Regions from separate parts of the Mus musculus genome. Here region 1 is linked to region 2. Evidence: chromatin loops called from intact Hi-C (ENCODE). Cell type or tissue: heart. All regions are shown on one strand. Each heading gives the region's core, and the rest is flanking DNA. Links, peaks and the distances in the headings are about the cores only. Region 1 has its middle 70 kb from the start of Gm35284. Region 2 overlaps A930027H12Rik (RIKEN cDNA A930027H12 gene).

Region 1 (8,682 bases), core at 235-8,234, 140 kb after region 2:
GGTTGCTACTTCTGGGGGCCTAGATTTGATATCTGCTGATGGATGCAGTAACATCAGGTGCCCAGAGTTATTTCAAGGGAGTGTGAGCTCTTGCCTACATCCTTTAGCATAATCCAGCAAAACAGCCTCATCTTATTTCACTTCATTTTCAGCTTTATCAAGGCGTCATTAAACATTAGAAATTATGTGTGTCAAAAAAATTTACCAATTCTGAGCTTTGATAGACACATCCATTGAAATGGCCACTGCCTGTGCATCTGCTCAGATATCTAAATGGAGGTTTGTTTTTATCTCTTCCATTTTAAAATTATATATGCATGATTATATTTGCCCACATCTATGTCTGTGCAGCACATGTGTACAGTGCATGTGGAGGTCAGAAGAGGACATCAGATCCCATGAAACTAGAGTTAAAGAGGTTTGTGAGTCATCATGTGGGTGCTAGACATAAAACCCATGTCCTCTGTAAGGGAAGCCAGCGCTCTTAACTGCTGAGCCATTTCTCTAGCCCCTGCCTTTTGCTTTTTTTCCCCTTTTTCCATCACCCCACATTCCTTCCTTCCCTCCTTCCATTTTTCCATTTTAGTCTTTGTATATATGTACATGTTTGTGTGTATGTGTATATATGAGTATATATGTGTCGTTGTTGTTGTTGAGAGCAAAAATTGACTGTTAGTGAATCTCATATACATCACATCACACCATTCCTAGGGTCCCTGCCAACAGGTATGGTGTTACTACCCCACTATTCAGACATAGAAACAGAGACCTAGAAGGACTGCTCTACATTGTTTGATTAGTCACCTGGCCACCCAGTGAGAACTGGGAGTGAGCCACACCTCTTCCCTAAAGAGCCTTGGGTTTGCTCCTGTGCTTGCTTTCCTTTCTGGATTGAGTCTCTCCCTCCCGTTTACCAGAGCGTGCTGTATGAGCCTCTCTGTCACTGTAATGATAATTGTGAGCTAATGATCCTCACTACTTTTTTCCTAATAGACTTCCTTATTTTTCTTTCTCCAGTGGCTGCAGCATGGTCCCTGACAAACAGTAGGTACTCAATAAATGTTAAAATACACAAATGAGGTCATAAATAAATGATGCAGCTCCATATGCTCTGCATTTTCAGCCTAAAAGCTCCACGGTGGAGGCTTTTCTTTGTGCCTCTAGGGAAGCCATCACAGGTCCCCATGCATCTGTGATGTCCTGTTTCTGAGGCCATTTCTCGTGGCCCCCAATCAGCTACATCTCTGCCTTCTTATCTTCATAGAGCACCTCTGAACCATATTCATACAATGCACATGTCTATGTGTGTGCTTGAATTTTCACACACCCCTAAAAGCTTCATTCTTGCCTTGGGAACTCAGTAGAAATGTCACCCAGTCCAGCAGAGGTGAGGCTATGAGCATTGACTTAGCTTCCCAGGCTATCCCATCTGTACTGTTTATGTTTTCTGTCAGTGTGATAAAATCTCCTGACAAAAGCATCCGAAGGGTCATGGTTCATGGTTACAGTCCACTGTGGCTGGGAAGTCACAGCAGGAATTGATAGAGGTAGCTGGTCCCATTGCAGCTGCAATCAAGAAGCAGAGAGAAATGGATGCAGCTCACTATCTCTTTTTTATAACAGTCCAGGATCTCAGCCTAGGGAATGATGCTGCCCACTGTGGGAGGTCAATTACACATCCATTGACCTAATCAAGGCAACTTCTTCAGGTATTGCCGGGGGCCATCTCCCAAGCAATTGTTTCCTCATGTTGACAATTGAGATTAACCATCACACCAACTGAGCTTTCTGCTCATTTGTGGCTCCATAGCTCCCACAAATGGTGTTGGCTCTCCACAACCTCAGCAAGTGAGGGTCACAGCCTTCAATACACACCCTAAATGTCTTGAGTGCAGCAAGCCAAATTCAGAATTGACCCAGAAAATAAATGTTATGCCTGGCTATTAGCTGCTTTAAAAATGGAGCCACTATGTGTAGGTGATGATCACAAGGTGAGGCATGCCATTCTTAGGAAGATCATGACTTTTGGAACACTTGCAAACTCCCAAATCTTTACCAGCTGCTTCAAGCACTTCAAGTTGTCTTTTTTGTCTTGTTCTCAAGATCGAACAAGAGCCTCAGATGAGAGATAGAGAGGTGAAGCCTGGCACACACACACACACACACACACCTTAATGTCACGTTCCCAGGTAAAGCCCATAGCCCTGTCAGAGTCTGACATGTTCTACTGATTCCTTTCTTTCTTTTCCTGGTTTTCTCATGACTGGAACAAACCTTAGTCTGGGACAATAGGATTAGCTCTGAGGCCCCTCCTTTCTCCTCCATCACCAGACCTAATGAAAGCAAAGTGGCGAGCCTCATGACCCTATACAGCAGAACTAAGAGAGGGAGGGATCTCTCCACCTTCCGTCTCTAATCTTGGACCAGCCTCAGGGCCTTCCATTCCTAACTGTGTGATTTCAAAGTCACATTACTTCCCAATGCTTCAGTTGCTTCTCTGGTAATAGAATTGAATGATCTTTGCCGGGCAAATGGGACTATGGTGATTTGAATGAGAAATGCTCCCTACAGGCTCATGTATTTGAATACTTGGTCCACAGTTGGTGGTGCTGTTTGGAGAGATTAATGGAATCTTTGGGTAGAGGAGGTACATCACTGGGTAGTGGGCTTCAAGAGTTTATAGCCTCGCCCCACTTCCTGTTTGATCTGCCTCTGCCTCTCACTCTGTCTTCTCTGTTTCTTATGTGATAAAATATGATCACTCTGCTTTCACTGCCATGATTGACTCTACCCCCTAGAACTAAAACCCAACACAAATCCTTCCTTCAATAAGTTGTTGTTTGTCAAAGTATTTAATCGCAGCAACATAAAAATAACTATATACCTAATAAGCATGTAAGGAGGCTTCTGACATGGTTTTCTCAGCCAGTGGGCACATCTAAATCAGCAGAGCTCTCACTCTTTTAGCAGCCATGTTTTATACCCAACACAATGGTCTCTCATTCACACCTGCAAGCACAGACGGGTATAGACAGCTGAACAGGTGACTGAAAGTCACTGCATTTTAAACACTTGTACTTGGGTTTTGAATTACAGAAGTAAACAACAAAAGTATCCTCACTGTCACCAGTCCAATGATGGAGGTCACAAATGTGCCCCTAGGTCCTCTCAGTTCTTTACTGTCTCCAGAAGTATCTCATACATCAGGGTTAGAGACATCAGGGAAATTATGTTTTTAATCTAGCAGTGCAATGAGCAAGCAGGTGTTGGTGCCATTTGCCTGATGGATCCTTGCTCATCTGTCCCCTTGTGATCAGGCATGGGTCATTCCTGGCCTATCTGTCTTTGTGCTGCAACTCCTCCGGGTGATTGCCTCTGAGCCAATGGGTTGTTCAAATGACAAACACCCACAATGTGCTGCTGGCAGATGGCCTGAGTGCCATGCAAAAGAAGATAAGCCCAGTATCAGCATTCTTTCTGAGGGAAGGTCACACCAGGCATGAGAAGTCACCTCTCACTGTGCCCATGCTTTTCAAATGAAGGAACCAAGGCTTTATCAGAAAACATCCTAAGGTGAAACGTAGCAGAGTTTAGGTATGTGACCTGCCTTCCAACTTCTAGTTGGTTTCTTTCCTTCTGCTTCCTGGTGTCACAAAGATACATGATTTATGCTATGTATATCTCAGTTTATATGTGGCCCTTGACTGAGGGAGATGAGGCAATGAGCAAGAAGTGGTCCTTCTGTAATTTAATTCTATAATTCTCCAAACCCAGTTTTACCTATTGCCAGTTCTCTTGCGTGCATGCATGTGTGCGTGCGTGTGTGTGTGTGTGTGTGTGTGTGTGTGTGTATGTGTGTTTGATGCATGTATGTGGTATGTGTGTCCATGTGTGTGTGTGTATATGTGTGTATGCGGTGTGTGTATATATGTGTATGTAGTGTGCACGTCCATGTGTGTGTGGGGGTATGCAAATCCATGTATGTGTGCGTGGTATGCATGTCCATGTATGTGTGCATGTATGTATTTGTGTGGTATGTATGTCTGCTGTGTATGTAGTGTGCATGTCTGTGTGTGTATGTATGTATGTATGTATGTATAGTGTGTGTATGAGAAAGTACATGCACACATGCATGTATGCACATAGGTCAGAGGTTGGTATCCTGTGTCATTTCCATTTCATTTTTTGAGAAAGGATCTCTCACTGAACCATGAACTTGGTGATTGGCCAGCTAGCAAGCCCTGGGGATCCTTTTGTCTCCTCCACCTCCCCATCATTGGCTTTACAAGCACATGCCTTCATACCTGTTTTGTTTTTGTTTTTGTTTTTGTTTTTTTTTTATTGGATGCCCAGGGATTAAACTCAGATCTTCATACATGCAAAGAAAGGACTTTACTGATTGGGCCATCTTCTAACACTACTACCAACTTTTACATAGATTCAGAAGTTAAGAAAGAGAAGGAAGAAGCCACACATCAAGAAGGAGAGAGGGGAGAACAGAGGAAATGCTTTTCTCAAGGCCCCATTTGTAACCAGCAGCAGGACTTGCAATAGCATGCCTGGGTGAGCCTTGTGGGGCATCACGCATGGCTCACAACCAGCACAGGGTAAATTAAACCCTAATCATAACTGCTTTTGTCTCCTGATGATGTTTTGTCTTCTATGACAATTTCTGCAGAAATAATTGATTTTATGGCTTGATTTCATTCCTTGCCTATCATGTTGAAGACATAAACACATAATGAGATTGTTGTCTAACATTCAGTGAGATTAAATGCCAGCAGAGTATCTGGGATTAATCAGCCCCATTTCTGTCATTAAATTAGTCAGAACAACTGGAGCAAACAGGCAGGTTTTGCTCAGCATGCAGGCCTGTCCCCAAGGTCTCAGAAGGAGGCCTTGGCAGACCGAAGCTCAAGTTGCAGCTGAGACTCTCCAGCTCTACAGCTGAGTGAGGTTTCTACACTCAGCAGGGAGGTCTCCAGTCTGGAAATTGACTGGGGCATGAGGTAGATAGTTCACAAGTCCTATAAAGGTTAGAGGCAGGAGAGTATGATCAGTGAAGAGCTTGCTGCTAGTTTGTTCCGTGTGACTCAGACACACTGTCCAAATGTTAAAGCTCAGGGTCCTAAAACAACAATAAATGCCTGCTTCGCTCTTAGTCAAATTGCCAGATAAAATTCTGACTCCCTAGTCCAAGCTTTTTCTCTCTCCTTCTTGTATATATGTATGTGCTGCTTATACATATTTATGTATGTTTGCATGTAAGCAAGTCCCTCCATGTAAGTGTGAGTGTGTGTGTGTGTGTCTGTCTGTCTGTCTGTCCGTGTGTGTGTGTGTGTGTGTGTGTGTGTGTGTGTGTGTGTGTGTGTGATCTACCTTATTCTTTGAGGCAGGTTCTCTCAATCAAATCTGGAGGCCACCAACATGCTCAGTCTCCCAAAGCAGCTTATTTGGGGGATCCTATGTCCCACATTCCAAAACTACAATTACACGCTTCAAACAGCCACACCCACCCAGAATTTATATGGGTTCTCGGGATCTGAACTCTGGTTCTCATGAAATTTAGCAAGCCCTTTAAGTACTAAACCTTCCAAGGCTCACTCAGTCTTTCTTTTTTCTTTTTGACTTTTCTTAGGTTTTTGTTGGTTGGTTTTCATTTTGTTTGTATGTTTGGTTGTTTTTTTTCTATCAGGGACTTGGTAGCAGGGTGTCCAGGAACTCACTACTAACCTCAGACAGGCTGGGATTTGCAGCAATCTTCCTGTTTCCAGGGTGCTAGAGTTCCAACCCTGACTCAGTAGGCCCAGCCTCCAGTTTACTTTAAATTTCAGACTAGCCAATACTTTTTCAGAGTGCATACGTCATACACATTACTTGGAAAATTGTTATACTAAAAAGAAGAATCCATGTGCTGCCTGAAATTAAAAGATAACCAGTCAGATTCCATTTTCATTTGTTAAAACAAGTTGCAAATGTCTTCCGCTTGTCTCTCTGCCCTAAGGTCAACACCAGCTTCTCCAGACAGACGCTGTGCCAGTGTCTCGTTTAAAGCACTAGAAAGGGACATGAGAAAAGAGGACGCTACTTCTCAGGCACGAGGACTTGAGTCTGATCTTGGGAAGCCACATGAAAGGCAAATGTGGCAGCAGGCGACAATCCCATCTCTGAAGAGGCTGAGATAGGAGGGTACCTAGGACTTGTTGGCAGCCAGTCTAGCCGGTCGATTCAGACTCTATGACAGGGCCTGCTCATTTCTAATCCCAGGAAGCCAAGTTCTGTGATGGTTTCCACCATGCTGGAACTCTGCCGTCTGCTCGCTCCAGCTATGCTACTCTTGGGTGGAGTCACACTTGGCGTCATCTGTCAACTTTACACAAACCAAAGGTCATCAATTGCCAAATGATGTAGGAAGTCCTATCCCACTATGGGCGGTATTATCCCTAGGCAGGTGGGTCTGGGCTATTTAAGACAGGTTGCTGAGGAAGCAAGGGGAAGCAAGCCAGGGAGCAGCACTGCCCCACTGTCTCTGCTTCAGTCCCTCCCTCTAGGTCCCTGTCCTGCTTCAGTTCTTGCCTCAGTTTCCCTTTATGATGGCTTATAGCTATAAGCCAAACAAACCCTTTCTTTCTCAAGTTCACTTTAGTCCTGGTGTTTATCCCAACATGAGAGTAGACTGCGACAGTTTCATGTCCTGTCCTGCCAACACCTGCAAGTGCACATGTGGCCGTGTGTGCCCTCTGTACACACAGGTGGGCACCTTCAAATGCACATGTAGCCCAGTCTCTCCATATCTGAAGTTCTATGTCCTGCGATTTTAGTTACTGTTAACCGCACTCAGAAAGTATGACACAGACGAATGTGAAAGAGAGCAGCTGATGAGACTTATATTGTGCTCTGAGCCGAGCAGGAAGACGATGTCCAGCTCCTGCTAGAGCCCTGTTGTCTGTGCTCAGTGTTTCCACACTGTGTGTGCTACCTTTTCAAAGGTATCTCAGACATCAGACATCAGATCACACCAAGAAACATGTGTGTGTGTATATCTATATATCTATATCTATAGATATATATAGATATATATGCATATATGTGTGTATATATATAATATATATGTAATATATATGTGTGTATATATATATACATATATATATATAAAATTTCTTTAAAGAAAACTTTTTATTGATTCTTTGTGAGTTTCACATCATGCACCCCTCCTCTCCTCCACCCCTCATATCTGCCCTTTGCCCTTGCAACCTCACAAACAAACGACGAAAACAAAACCAAAGCATAGAAAACATCTCCCCTCAGAAGCTGTAGTGTACCACATTGTGCGCCACAGTGTCTTCCTCTTTCCACACATCTCCATGGGTCTGATTCAAGATCTCTAGCTTCTGTGACACCATCAATATTGGATCTTCACCGGGACCCTTCTCAGTTATCCTGTTGATGCCCTGTGTCATGAAGATCTCGAAGCTTTGGATCAGCAGGTCTGGCCATTTCATGTGTCCCAGCCATTAGGAGATGATGCAGATTTTGGAGTTGGTCCAATTCAGAGTTCAGGATCTGGCCTGGTGGTTAGCTGAGCTGGTCAGCCAATAGGCTTTCCCTCATCTTCTCCACCAGCCTGAGTTCTCTAGCAGTGTTCCACTAGGCCACCCAATGCTGCCATAGGCAGAAGGCAGGATGGGCTCCCCTGCTCTTATGCCTTCAGGGGTGGCTCACCAGTACCCACTCCTGTAGAGCCAGCTCCACTGTGCTACCCAGTCAAGATCCCCTCCCACCCCAATGCTGCAGTCTGGGAGGGACTGGGCCTGCTCTCCTCCCTCTCTCCCATCCTCGGGGTTGGCTAACCCGTGCTTTCGCCATCAGGGCCAGCATCGCTGTGCTGCCCAAGTGAGGTACAGGGTCAGCTCATTCACTCTATGTACCTGTGGTTAACTCTTCCAACTGCCTCAGGTGAGAAGGGGTGAGAAGGCAGGAGGCATGTCCTCCCGTTCCCCAGCCCACACAGCCACCTCACAGCAGGGTGTAGTAGGGCCACCTCTTGTGCTCTCACCCTTGGGACCAGCTCACCTGTGGCCCCTCTCCCAGGGCCAGCTCAACTGTGCTGCTCAGATGAGGTGCAGGGCCCACTCTACAAATTATTTCTTGATGATATTTTTATTAATTCTTTGGGAGTTTTGTATTTTCATAAGATCCCCCAAATCCTCTCAGACCTGCCAGTTTCCCTCCTCACCAAGTTTGTGTGCTCATTTATCTTAACCCATTAGGTCCAGTTTGTGTTGTCCAAATACTCTGGGACCTGCTCTAGCCTGTTGTCAGAATACCAGGGGCCACAACCTTAAAGAAAACTGAATGATCCTCTTCCAGTAACTATCAATTGCCCATAGGTCCTCAGATATGGGTGGGGTTTGCTGCCCACCTCCCATCTTCTTGCTGGAATTTTGTCTGCCTTGAGATTATTCATGTCTTGTACATGTTGTCATCGCTTTGATGAGTTCACATGTGAACTGTCCTGCTATGCCTAGGAAACTGTATTTGTATAGTCATCCACTGACTTTGGCCCTTACAATATTTCCACCCTCTCTTCCACAATGATTCCTAAAATCTAGGGAGAAGTGTGCACATGTATTCTTAAACCAGTGTTTTCTCTTGCTCAAACATATCACTTCCTCCACTTTC
Region 2 (8,682 bases), core at 183-8,182:
AATCAGCACACACACACACACACACCAAACAAACAAACAAACAAACAAACAAACAAATACAATGTAATTTAAGAAAAGACTATAAAAATAATATGATGGAGATGTAAAGAAGAGGGTGGTGGCCACCAGTGAACCCCCACAACAGCTGGCTGCACAGTGACTCTGTATGATGTCCTTCCACTGTCCCCAGGATACTCCACCAGAAAGATCTAGGGGCAGAGTGGTTAGCAGTATGGGTAGTTCAAAAGCCTGTCCTCCGGTGGCCTCAGTCACACCAAGAATGACGGGTCTTGAGCTGTCACCAGGGATTCTGTCCAACGTGTTCAGTGGGAAAAGCAGAGAGTGAGGCCCTGAAATTCCCGTCTTCCTGAGAGATGTGACTGGAAGTCAGAGGTGATCTGAGGGACACATAATGGGATAAAAAGATCCCACTTAAGTGGATCTGGCTTCTCCATCAGACCTCAAACCTGTCCCTGATCCACATGAGGGCCTTAGCTGGGAAACAGAGCATCAGCCTTCATTGCTGTCTGCCAGCCACCCCACGTGTGAGACGGGCCAGCAACTCCTGCTCTCGCCAGATGGGGTTGTTCTCAAAAAACCATACAAGATGAAAAGTTATTTAAAAGTGTGTTTAAAGCCATAAAATATTAAAGTAATGTGAGGTATTATTAGGCCTGGCATTTAATACAACACCATTAAAGCTGTTACCGTTTATTTTTAATTTTATAAGCTAAGCTAATGCCTGTCTAATTTTGAAATGTTTCCCAAACCACTGTAATGAGTACATAAAAGCTGGAATGGTGGGGTTTGTGAGAGCCGGGGCTCCTGGGGGAAAGGCCAGCATAAATCCCTTGGCATGTTCCCTTCTCTACCTATCCTCAGAAGCCTCCACTTCCCCTGCGAGCAGACACAGAGGAAGCCTGTCCCTTTGCCTGGAGTTTTCTAAGGTAGTTGGCCACCTGGGATGAAGGCAATGATGCTACAGACACTAAGTAAGAGCAGCGACCTGGAAGAGTCAGTGTTGCTGTCCAAGGTGACAGAGCCCTCCCTCTGGGCACAAGAAAACTGTTTGCTGGCCATGTGGTAGTAAGGCCCTGTCCTAGTTTGCTTTCTGGTGCTGTTTGAAAAACGCTGATTAAAATCAACTTGAAGAAGAAAGAGTTTATTTCGCATGACAGCCCTTCGTGAAGGGAAGTTGGGGCAGGAACTCAAGGCAAGAACCAACCCAGAGACACGAACGGAAGCGGAACCCTCCAAGGAGCACTATTTATTGACTTGTACCATGTGGCTTTCTCAGGCTACTTCTTACACAGCCCAGGGCCACCTGCCCAGAGATAGCACAACCTACAGTGGGATGGACCCTCTCACATTAATCATTAATCAAGAAAATCCCCACAGACAGGTTAAAAAACAGAGGCGTTTTCTCAGTCAAGTTTCCGTCTCTCTAGATTACCTTAGTTTGTGACAAATTGACCAAAAGCTAGCTGTCACAGGCCCTGGGTCCTCCTAAGTCCTCATGGGCCAGATGCAAGGGTATTATTGCATAGGTGGTAAGACATGCTACGCACAGTGCACACATTAAGCAGGGATACATACCACCAGCAGGGAGACAGCACCTTGAAAACAGACCCAGTACCACAGAGCAGACCCACATTTGGCTTTTAAAAGAAGAGCATTGTGTGGGTTAGCTCTGTACTGGATCAATCATCGCAGAGTCTCCAGGACAGGCATGTCTCTGTAACCACAGGTCCATGGTATCCTTTGAGCATCATATCTTCTGAGTGTGTTGCTGCATTTGTCAGGATTTCCTGGGTATATGTTCCCTTTTATTGGATGATCCAGGGTTTGGGAGCTGTGGCTGAGGTGAACAGTGTACTGTATACTTGTGTGAAGCTGATAACTGGTAATAAGAACTGGTGAACACTCAGAGCCAGACCACAACACCATCTCCCCCTCCAAGTCCAGGTGCCTTCTGCCCCTGCAGCTCAGACTTTCTGACCATCTTTACACCTAACAAAGGGACCCAGGAACTCTGCAAATCTGGCGGGCTCTCTTTGACTGTTTCACCCCCTTCTTCATACAATTATATTGTACATTCACAGAGTATAGTAGAGATTAAATTGCCTAAGACATGGTGGGTACTTGATGGCTATCACTTCTACCCTCTCTTATTTTCTAAGCATCAGGAAAGGATGGTCCTCAGGCAGGCCAGCTTGGAAGGTACCATCTCAAGCTTTAACTGAATCATCCTGCCCTGTGCGCCACCAAGACATCATGAGCTCTGTCCCTGTGACACCAAGAGACTGCTCCCCAATGCTTACCCCAGATGGCGATGACTGAAGCTCAATGTCTGAGCTCAAGGTCACCCCTTGCACCTCCCCTATGCAGGGAGAAGCAGGGTGTCTGTCATCATGCATCACCATGGCCTGTGATGGGGCTGAATCCTGTTCTGATGAGCTCTGGGTCCCTGTTATAGTAACAACCGCGCTGACAGATGGGGAATCTGGATGGGGAATCGGGTCATCTGGGCCATTCCTTCCTCTCTTCCTTTGTTCACTGAACATGAAGCCGGCAGGTGCTGGCACTCTCAGCTAGAGACACTCCCGGAGGGAAAAAGCAAACCATAACCCTGCCTTTGGAGAAAAAGGATAATGGGTGAGCTCCAGCAAAAGGCCAAAGGCGTGGGTCACACTGAGCACCCTACCCACTAGCCACGAAGTTCCTTCCTGCTTTTGTGAGTAAGCCTAGCTTCTTGCTTCTTTATTGTGTAGAAAAAAAAAAAAACAAAACAAAACAACAAAACTTCCTCAAATAGGCTTAGAATAAAATGAGATAATTTGTGTCAACCTCTGAGCCCAGAGCCATCCCAGAGTACTAAATAAATATCACCTATTATTAATGTAGCTTTTGGAGGCTTTCAGAGGAGGCAAGAATTAAACAAATGAGTGTTAGACAAAAGAACCATCAGACCTCCTTTGGGATCAGTGAAGAATAAGCCCAAAGTCACCCTGTTCAGCTCCCACTCCAGTGTTCTCCACCGCAGCTCCCTCTGAACTCCAATGCATTTGCCTCTGCCTTAAAATTTTATATATCAGCCTTTGCCTGTCTTCTCCATCAGCATGCATCCACCTCACTTGCCCTAGGGTCGTGCTAAGACAAATTTTGTCTGCCAGGGATCACATGCAGGACCTGGCAGAGCAATGAGCTGATAGTGTCTCAGATGTTCCCCCACGTGGCTTGAGTGTGGTAACCTTCCAGTCCCTGGAGGCAGCTATTTTGGTGCTCAGCAGAGAGAGTGTCTAATGCTGTTGAGGCTGAGCCAGAAATGCTCTTGTCTAGATACCTCCTTTGCCCTGACAAGACTCGGTTATTCAGATATCATAGAGAGGATAGAATGGGGTTAGTTGTGCTCCCTTGGCTCTCATGGGGTAGTGTCATCAGTCGTGAGCTGGTTGGGAAGAGCCAAGGTGTGATGGAGGATCAGCATTGCAGTCAAACCTTGTGCTGTCTGAGATGGGCCTGTGTCCAATTTCTTTGGTGCCAGCATGTCCAAGCATAGAAGCATCCCTCCTCCATGGAGGTGAGCAGACAAGACCTGTTTCCCAAGTCCTCTCCATAAAGACCCTTCTATTTTGCTAAAAGTAAGACACCTTTTAAAACAAAAGCTGATATTCTTGGTTCATTCTGTGTTGCCATGTCAGAATGCTTGAGGCTGGATGATACAGATTTGTTCCTAACAGCTCTGGGGTTTGGGTGGGGCTAGAACCAGGACAAAATCAAGGACATGGCATCTGAAAAGATCCTCCTTATTGAGACATCTCATCTTGAAATGTGTTAAATAGCATTTTCCTCTGGGTTAAAACCTTCCATCCTAGAGAGAGGCTTATTAAGACCCAGGAAGCTCTAAGGAGAGGCTCATTAAGATGCAGGCAGTCAACAACTCACAACTCCCAGGAAGTTCCTGAAACTGACCAGGTATTCTGGCTATATGTCTTCCCTAATCATATAAGCAGTAAGGTCTAGGGAGAAGAGAAGATTCTTGAACCTGACCAGCTGTCTGTAGTCATATGGAAAACTATCTCTATGGATACAACTTTTATAAGTTGTCATTCAGGCCGAGGTAGGCTTTTCCTCGATACAGTGACCTTCGAGTAATTCATAATCTTGTAAGTGACCCTTTATGCATACCCCTGAAAATAACCTCAGTGAACTCATTGGTTCACAGAGTTGAACTTTGGCATAATCCTTACTTTTGTCTGTTTCATGTTCTTCATCTGGTGTGAGTAGAGTTGTGTTCATCACCCCAGAAAATATTCTCACACAATAGAGCTTTAAGAGCAGACTGATCAGTCCAGGGAGAGGAGAGATAAAGAGACAGAAGGTGCAGAGTTTTCTTTTTAACGACAATCTACTCCTGAGATGATGGTTTTAGTCTCCCCACCAGGGTAGGACCATCATGATCTGAAGGACGTTTTAGAGTCCCACCTCTGAATACCTCTACCTTGTAGATTATCTTTGTAACACAGCAGCCCTCTCACAGTCAGCCACTGGGAGTCTCTTCTGAGGTTTCTCAGTTCATTCCTGGGAGGTGACTGCCATTGTCCTCTTGGAAAAGATGACCAGTGTGTGGGGGGGTGAGAGATGATTGGGGGAACAACACTGGCTAGCACTGGCGAGTGGAGGCTCCATGCAGTCCAACTCTGTACCAGGGAGGATCTGGCTTCATCCTATAGCCGCAATATTCTAAGCCCTCCCTTCCCTGCATTCCCATGGGATTGGTCCATCACAGTCTTCTTCATCATCCAAGCCAGCAGAAATTGTTGGGGGCAGGCATGTGTTAGGCTACATACTAGTTCCAAACACGCTCTGCCTCTATTCTGCGGCATCCCTTGCAGGTTGAAAGGCCAAGCCACAGACACAGCTGGATGGCTCTCGTGGTGGATTTTGGGTTGTCTAGGCTCCTTTTCCGTGTTACAGAAAGCTTGTCACATCTCTCACACGTTGTCAGCGAAGCCTCATTACTCTGAAATGTCACTTCACTTAGGAACATCATTATGCACGAACATATGCTCTAAATGACAGGAATTGCACAAAATTTGAAAAGATGTGATTTTTTTCTGGAGCTACATTTTAGCAGGGACGAAGTCAACATTTTGACATCCAGGAGAGACTTGGAAGTAGACAGGAGTATTGGGTGATCTTGTCACAGATTTCAGGTGAGGATTTGGGGCTTAGCAAATCATTTGTCTTCTGAAAGATGGGCGACAGATCCATGTGATAGAAAAAGGGACATAGCACAGGGGTAGGGCTGAGACCCTCCAGGACTCAGGATCATGTCCAGCTGAGCTGAGAGGTTCTGCAAGTACCTGCATCATGTGGCTTGTCCAATGAGCTACCTCCCACCCCAAACACAAACAGAGCCCAGACCAGATTCTTCTACTTGGTTGAGGTACAGCTTTGAAACAACCGTGTTTGTTTGCATTTTAATTTCCAAACCACTATTAAAAAACACAGCTTAAATTATGAAGTTGCACTCATTTAAAAAAAAAAGTGCTTCTTTTCATATGTAAAATTTATAGAGTCAATTAACAGTGATTTCATTTGTGATCTTAATCACCCAAACCAGCAAAGAAATGTAGGTCAGAGTCTGTGTATCTCCAGCTACTACTGACTGCAGCCCAAGCCTGCCAGAACCCAGCACCGCTCTACGGAGAAAGGATAAATCAGCTTTCTCATTTGTATGTTTAATAGTTGCCATTAAGTACGTTCTGGAAAGAGTTTGTGCACTTGCAGTTTGGCTGTTTAACACTTTTTTTTTTCTTGAATTACACATTTTTGTTGAAAGCGCTGAATAAAAGAAATGTGTGTTCTCTTTTCCTGGAGCCAACCTTGCTGAGCAGACAGTGACAGGACTGCTTCATTCATTAATCTAGGACTCTGAAAGCAATGTTTTGTTTTGTTTTGTTTTTTCCTGATGTAGTGTGGTGGCTTGAATGAGACATGCCCCATAGAGACTTGTGTATTTGAACACTTGGTACCCAGTTGGTGGCGCTGTTCAGGAAGGTATGGAACCTTTGCAGGGTCGATCCATGCTGAAAGAGGGAGGTTAGCATGGGTGGGCTTCAACAGTTTGTAGTCTTGTTCCAATTCAAGTTCACTCTCTGTGTTTTCTGTGTGTGGTTGAGATGTGATCTCTCAGCCTCCTTCTCCGTTACTTGCTGCTGTGCCTCCCCCACCATTATAGACTCTCCTACCATCAGCCCAGATAAATTATTCTTTCTCTAGGTTGCTTTAGGACATGAAAGTTGATCACAGCAACAAAAGTAACTGGTATAGAAATTGGTATCAGAAGTGGGGTGCAGCTGTAAGGATCCTGAGTAAGTTTGACATGGGAGGTATGTGAAAGCTTTTTAAACTTTGGACTATAATAAAAGTTGTATCCTGTAAGCATAGCTTAGAGGGCCAACCTATTAGGAGCCTGGAAGGCAGTACCACTGCGAGTAATGTAGATAGTAGAATCCCAGCCCAAGAGTTTTTAGAGAACAAGGTCTCTATAGATGGGGTATAGGCCATTCATGCAATCGTTTGGGAAAGAATCTGGCTATTTTCTCTCTTTGCCCTGAGAATTTACATGAGGTGGAACTTTAAAATAAAGAACTAATTTGGTTGGCATAACATTGAGCCTGTGGAGTATTGATTTGCAGGGCTTATATAGATTCACAATGAAAATGAACAAATGTGGGGGAAAAGCCTACAAAACATACAGTTTAGAGAGAAAAAGAGCACCTGGAAACTTAATGTTAGAGTCAAGGCATGGTCTGAAAGAGAGGCTGTAATGGTTAAGGAGATTAGGAGACACTTGTTGCTCTGCACTGGAACAAAAGGAAGGTTGACCTCCAAGCAAGACTCCCAACCAGCTAAGCTTCCAACCTGTGAAATAAAAAGGACGAAGGACTTTTCTGCTTCACGGAAACAACAACAAACAACAGATCCTACTACTAATGCCTTGCAAGGCATCCAAGGTGCAGCATAAGTTGGCAGCAGAGCTTTGTCAGGGTTGTCTACGTGGTACTAGCTTTGGAGACACAAACACAATGGTTCGGGGATGTAGATTCTTCCTCTGTAGTCTCAGAGAGCCACTGAAGCCAAGAAAAATGTAGCAGCACTAAAGTCACCGCATGAGTCCCATTGAGTGTCACTAGGGAAGTGCAAATTACAGTGACATCTCCAAGACGTTGGAGGTGGCAGAGCTGTGAGAATACGTGCCAAGAGCTGTAGCCACCTCAAGCACATTGTTTTGGGCCTCCAGCTTTTAAAGGAAGATGTGGAAGTTTGCAGATTTCCAATGCCTTAGTTACTTCCTGTTCCTTTGATACACACCATGACCAAAAACAATTTTCAGAAGAGAGTTCATTTAACTCACATCTCCAGGGGGAAGGATCTATCATGGGAGTAGGAAGTATAGCAACAGGCAACCAGAGAAGGATGCTGAGAGATCACATCCAAGACTACATGCAGAAAGGAAGCCGGAAGTGGAGTAAGGTTATCTACTCCAAGAGCCTGCCTCCAGTTATGTCACTTCCTCTGGCAAGGATCCCATTCCTTTCTTTACTCCATGGAGATCATGAAGTGCTCATCTGCACCTCTCCATAGGCTGCAAGCCTTGATGCTCTGCTTTACCACAGCCCAGAAACAGGGGATCCATAACACCCCGGTTGGGTATCTCTGAGCCACGGGCCAAACTGGATTCTGCTTCTCTGAGACTAGTCCTGGATATTTTGTCATAGTCTCAGACAGATGACCAACACAAGTGGGCAGGAAACAGTAACTCATTCACCGTGTCTTATTAGTGGTTGAGAGGATGCCAGCTGTCATATCTTGTCATATGCAACGTCAAGGCCAGGCCGACAAGGAGAAAGAGCAATGAGGATAAGGGGGGTAAGGCTTGGTGCTAGATGCAGCGAAGGTCAGCACAGATATTGGGATCCTGTGGCACCATATTCAGAGGTCAGGATCGTAAGAACTCTCACAAGGTCTTGAGGCAGTTCCAATGTCAATGCTCATCTGCACCTCAGTGGCAGGCGCACCAGCCACCCCCTACACCACACATAAAAAGAAAACACTTTTCCCAAGAATTTAGAACACCTCTTCATTTCGGACTCCCATGAGTCTTACTCTCACTGCCTCAGCACTAGATAGAGGGACATATTCAGAGCCCAGCCCTGACATTAGCCTAGAGGCATTTGCCTGTCACTACCATCAGACCAGACACTTTGGGAAAATTACACTTGGCTTGGAAAGGCACCACAACCATAGAATCTCTAGCACTACTTCCTGACCACAGGTCACTGGTAACTCTCGACTCCAGTGTTTAGCTTGAGGGACTCAGAAAATACTCAAATTCCAACCGAGGCTACCGAAGTGGGTCTGCACTTACATTGCTAGAGGAGATGCTGTTTCCTTGCAGTGTGTCTGTGGGGAGGGCGGTTACGGGAACAGATGTTTCTATGTCATCTGATGAGAGCTGCCAGCAGCCGCCTGGCATCATCCCTCACCAACAGAAGCATCACACTCACATGGAAGTACGGGAAGCAGCTGCTGACCTTCTTTGCCTTGTGAATATTCCCAGTTAAAGGGGAAAGAAGTGCCTGAAAATTCTGTTACCCCATAGATAAGTTCCAG

The links. Peaks named below come from ENCODE experiments on the same cell type or tissue, not always from the same donor. Only the 100,000 strongest peaks of a DNase experiment are listed, where the experiment ranks them.
Region 1: it touches region 2 in a loop (4-fold over the local background); 3 of 42 quality-filtered maps call a loop at or near these places.

What each region holds. Positions count from the first base shown.
Region 1 is chr15:86,966,353-86,975,034 of GRCm38, reverse strand. No RefSeq gene overlaps it. Among named protein-coding and RNA genes, the nearest start is that of Gm35284, 70 kb to the right of the region's middle. In heart, for the core only: no CTCF peak of the experiment used is centred there; a DNase peak (open chromatin) is centred at 3,384.
Region 2 is chr15:87,102,476-87,111,157 of GRCm38, reverse strand. The region is part of intron 2 of A930027H12Rik (RIKEN cDNA A930027H12 gene); the gene reads right to left. Among named protein-coding and RNA genes, the nearest start is that of A930027H12Rik, 9.3 kb to the right of the region's middle. In heart, for the core only: no CTCF peak of the experiment used is centred there; a DNase peak (open chromatin) is centred at 3,237.